Regions from separate parts of the Homo sapiens genome. Here region 1 is linked to region 2. Evidence: chromatin loops called from intact Hi-C (ENCODE). Cell type or tissue: heart right ventricle. All regions are shown on one strand.

Evidence for each region. A loop is a pair of places that touch in the nucleus more often than their neighbours do. Peaks named below come from ENCODE experiments on the same cell type or tissue, not always from the same donor. Only the 100,000 strongest peaks of a DNase experiment are listed, where the experiment ranks them.
Region 1: a loop joins it to region 2, with 2.3 times the contacts of the local background. A loop is called at or near these places in 34 of 110 quality-filtered maps.

What each region holds. Positions count from the first base shown.
Region 1 is chr12:21,491,730-21,494,229 of GRCh38, reverse strand. All of the region lies in intron 2 of RECQL (RecQ like helicase), which reads left to right. Among named protein-coding and RNA genes, the nearest start is that of RECQL, 8.7 kb to the left of the region's middle. In heart right ventricle, no CTCF peak of the experiment used is centred here; a DNase peak (open chromatin) is centred at 1,519.
Region 2 is chr12:21,679,256-21,681,755 of GRCh38, reverse strand. The region is part of intron 1 of KCNJ8-AS1 (KCNJ8 antisense RNA 1); the gene reads right to left. Among named protein-coding and RNA genes, the nearest start is that of KCNJ8-AS1, 18 kb to the right of the region's middle. In heart right ventricle, a CTCF peak has its summit at 1,189 (motif pointing right); no DNase peak of the experiment used is centred here; H3K4me3 peaks cover 568 bases.

The DNA of each region.
Region 1 (2,500 bases), 190 kb after region 2:
TGGTGCCCTCCCTATGGTAATGACTGAGTTCTTGCTCTGTTAGTTCACATGAGAGCTGGTTGTTTCAAGGAGCCTGGCACTGCCTCTTCTCTTTCTTACTCTATCTCCCACTGTGTGACACACCTGCCCCCCTTTGCCTTCTGTCATGATTGGAAGCTTCCTGGGGTCCTCACAAGAAGCAGATGCCAGCGCTATGCTCCTTGTATAGCCTACAGAACCATAAGCAAAATAAACTTCTTTTCTTTTATAAATTACCCAGCCTCGGATACGCCTTTATATCAATGCAAAATGGATGAACACAGTTTCTATTGATATATTTTGGCACATGCAGCTCTTTTGGTGCATATCATGTCTTTTGACAGGTTACATCTTTGTGTTTTATCCTCTAGGACTTCTGGATCTTAAAGCACTGAAAGATGGTAGAGGCTGATTCTTAGGAGGCTTAGCAGTCCCATACAAGGCAACAAGGACCATTGTGGGGACTTCAGTTAGGAGGACATTGTTTCAGAAAGGGGAGGCAGGGTAGAAGAGACTTGGCATAATTTAGTGGTTTAAGGTAACCTGCTTCGTTGGAATCTGCCCTTATGTTCCCCTCCAAATTTCAGTCTCCTTCCCAGTCAGTGTGCTGACTTTATCATAAAAGTCCCTGCAAGGTTGGGAATTCAGTTTGTATTGAAATTCAGCCATCTGCAGGATTTAGACTTACAGCTATTTTTCCAAAATATTGGCCCTGTACCTATAGAGGATAAGGTTTTTTTTTAAGGACAATCATAGAAACTTTGAGGTCCCTTAATGCAGATCCTACATTTTTCCCCTGAGTTCTTTGCACACTTAGAAGCAACCAGTCAACCCCATTATTCTCACCAAAACATTTGTAACAGCAAACACTTTGTCACCCACAGCCTTGCCTTCTCTAGTTATTTTTCTACTGGTGTCTATGGATGATGATTTAAATAACTTTTTTCACTGCATGATGACATAGAATAGTTATGTTCCCTTTATCAGTGGAAACAGGGTTATTAATGCCTTGAAATCTAATCAGATCAGAAAGCCAGTTCTATGTGGCCCAGAAACAATTCAGAGAACCTGTTAAGTTTCTGTTCTTCCGGATCAAAATTCTGTATTGGTTAGGGTTCAGTCAGGTAAGCTGAACCATTATGAGTGCTGTAAGTTTTATTATGGGGATTAAAACTTATGTGATCATGGGAGCTGGTTAAGCAGCTATCCCTGAGTCAGCTTCTGGTCCTGAAGTCAGCAGTACCAGCAGTGAGAAAGGAAGATGGGTGTGAAGTATGGGAGGGTATGGATGAGCTGGAAGCTGCAAGGATAAGTTGAAATTCATGAGGACAAAGTTAGGATGCTGGTGCCCTGCTGAAAAGCTGGTGCACTTGTCACAGAAGGTTGGCCAGCAACATGACCAAGAAGCCAAAGAATCTGTGGGCCAAGTTGTTCCACCAAGATTTAGCAGGAGCTGGGGGAACTGGCTTCTGCCCCACGTCCACAAAGTGAGGCAGCAGTTTCCTAATATCATGAGTGAGCTCCAGAAGCACCTGGCCATAGGCCAACCATCCCAATGTAAAACTGGCTGCTGCTTTATTTCTGCCTTGTAAATCTCATGCAGAGTTCACTTGTGGCCAAACCTAACCCAAAGTCATGTAGGGAAGGGTTGATACAAGGGATGATGGCAGTTGGTACAATAAAAAGGTACCCCAACATCCTATTTTAAATCACAGCCATAAATTATATCTCATGAAGAAGCACATTAAACCTGTATACTGATTAATGCAGGCAGGTATATGAGAATGCACCAAGAACATCTTTAAGATTTTTCTAGCTTCCATCGATGTGGTATCAAAAAGCATCTCACTTTTTGACTTTAATACTTAGATTGATTAGAATCATACACTGGGGTTTCTTTATAGATTAGTTACAAAGGAGATAAAATGCCAATTCCAATAGTACACTTGATTTCTCTTACTTGTTACATCCTCTTGTTTATAATTACCAACTCCTTTTACCACCAAGTGAGCCCAAATAGGAATACCTTCATAAAGTAATAGCAAAGTAATTAGGGAATTAGCTTCCTTTTGCTTCAAAGTCTGATACTTTACTTAAATGATTTAGGAGATTGTTAGACCACTTCTCTACAACATAATAAAAATAATTATCATGTATTAAATATTTGTGTACCAGGTACTGCGTCTAGAACTCCTAATATATTATCTCACTAGCTCTTCATAAAAATACTATGAAAGTTAGATATTGTCCCCATTTTACAGGAAGGGAAATGGGGATGCAGGTGAGTATCTTGTCTGAGGTCACTCAGCAGGTAAAAGGAGGACCTGAGATTTAACTTAGGTCTATATGACTCAAAAACATGCTCATAACCATTCTGCTATACTACTTCAAGTTTGTCTGTAATTGATATGGCGGGCAACACCCAGAAATCAATCTGGAAACCTAAAGTTGTAATTTACTCTGTCTAATCATTGTATCCGCG
Region 2 (2,500 bases):
TGAGACGGGGTTTCACTCTGTCGTCCGGACTGGAGTGCAGTGGTATGATCTCGGCTCACTGAAACCTCTGCCTCCCAGGTTCAAGCAATTCTCCTGCCTCAGGCCTCCCAAGTAGCAGGGACTAAAGACGTATGCCACTATGCCCAGCTAATTTTTGTATTTTTAGTAGAGAAGGGGTTTCACCATGGTGGCCAGGTTGATCTTAAACCCCTGACTTCAAGTGATTTGCCCACCTTGGCCTCCCAAAGTGCTGGGATTTAGGTGTGAACCACCGACCATGCCTGGCCTGATTTGTTTGTTTTTTGTCATTGAGATTGGGAGGAGGGATAGGAGTTGGTGTTTAAAGATATCACCTAATCATTTCCTTGCATACACAGGAAACATAAAACACAATTTTCCCTCATGTTGGAAGTTGAGTGCTCTCAGGGCATAGAGTGAAGGAAAGTCCTCATTTTGCCCTAAGCAAATGTTTCCTGGGTATGTGGCTCCAAGGGAAGATGCCAATGCTAAGTTCTCTAAGAGTACTAGCAAAATGCTTCTTGCACATCATAACTGCTTCATAGCTATCTCTTCAGTACTTTTTCCCTGGTGATCCCTAACCAAGGCTCCCACAATGGGAGCATCAGAGCTTGCACATTGGCCTTGCAGAAGCTATACCACCACCACCACCACACAAAAGACTTGGATTAAGATCCCAAATGCCTCCCCCAATAAGAGCCGTTTCAAATCTCCAAACTATTGTCTTTATTATCATAGTTTCCATAAACAACCGTAATTAAATGCATACTAGGTACTAGTGTTTTACATTTAGTAACGCTAATCTTCAGAATTTTCCAGTTTATAAAAGAGTTAACTGAGGCTTAGAAGGTTTAAGCAATTTACCTAAAACTACAAAGTTAGCAAGTAGTGGAGTCTTGGTTGAACTATATGTCTCAGTCTTAAACTTATCTTCTTAGTAACTCGACGTCTAATGAGAAGATAAGCAAAACAACAATTTTAAGCTTATGAAAATCAATAAAAAATCATAAATTAACAGAAAAATACAAATTTTCAGCACTGCTGCTACATTTTCCAGTTCCCTTTGTCTCTAGCTGTGAATGATTTCACGGAAAGAATAGAGATGAATACGTTCGGACTGAAATAGAAAATGTTGGAAGCACTCATTTAACATTGTGCACAGTATTTCTAGAGAACTTCCAGCAGGTGGCAGTATTTAAGAACATTACTGGTAGTCACAACTTTGGCAGCTATTGCTGCAAAGAGAGATTGGGTGTCAAAAGTCTTTTTTTTTTTTTTTTTGAGACGGAGTCTCGCTCTGTGGCCCAGGCGGGAGTGCAGTGGCGCAATCTCAGCTCACTGCAAGCTCCGCCTCCCGGGTTCACGCCATTCTCCTGCCTCAGCCTCCCGACTAGCTAGGACTACAGGCGCCCACCATCACGCCCGGCTAATTTTTTTGTATTTTTTTTAGTAGAGACGGGGTTTCACCGTGTTAGCCAGGATGGTCTCGATCTCCTGACCTCGTGATCCGCCCGCCTCGCCTCCCAAAGTGCTGGGATTACAAGCGTGAGCCACCGCGCCCGGCCCAAACAAAAGTCTTTAAACTTCGGCCCAAACTTGAATTTCCAGTTATTTTATTCATTGTCCTTGGAAAGTTTCAAGAGCTAAAACATTACCTTTTTCTTATAATTGTTTAATTTGAGGTTCACTTTAACTTGCAGATATGGAACAGTGGTTTCAATAAATTACAGTAAATTTAGTTAATCTTACTTTGGAAATTGTGTAAGGTCTTTGATGTTGTTCCAAATATCAGTTCCTTCCCTGGAATTTTGTGGCCTAAGCCTCAGAGCAGTATTCAAATGGCTGTTATTTTGTATTGTTTCTTAAATATCTAGAAAATATGTGAAATACAGGGTCAGGCTCTGTTGACAATGCACAGGAATCGTTCAAAAGGCTTACATTATATGCTTGGCCTAGAAACAAACAGAACAGTTTGCCACATTTTCCTAACAGTTAAAACCTCTTGCAAACTATTCCACATTCAGCATTTCTCTCTGCTCTGCAACACTCATCCCTCAGTCCTGTTTAGCAAACCATATACCTTCTGTGATCATCACTGTTGTTCCCACTTCCATCCATTACACTCATTCTCCCATTTAAAAAAATTTCTTGCTTTACTCTTTTTCAATCCATGTACACACCTTGCTTCAAAATACTTTTTACGAAACATTCCCTAGGCATCATTCCTTGACTGCTTCTGTGTTCTTCTTTTGCAACTGTGTATTTTCTTGGAATGTATAAAATCAATTTTCCCATAATGTACATGTTGTATATGTTTATCTTGCAATTTTCAGTTGAACATGTGTCATAAGTATAGGTAAGCAAGAAGGAAGATTTTACCAAAGAAGAGAAAGTTGTCAGTTCATTAAGACAAAGTCCATTATGTTTTCTTTTCTGTATGGTATCTCTCAGAATTAAACTCATCCATTGTATTATTTTCTTC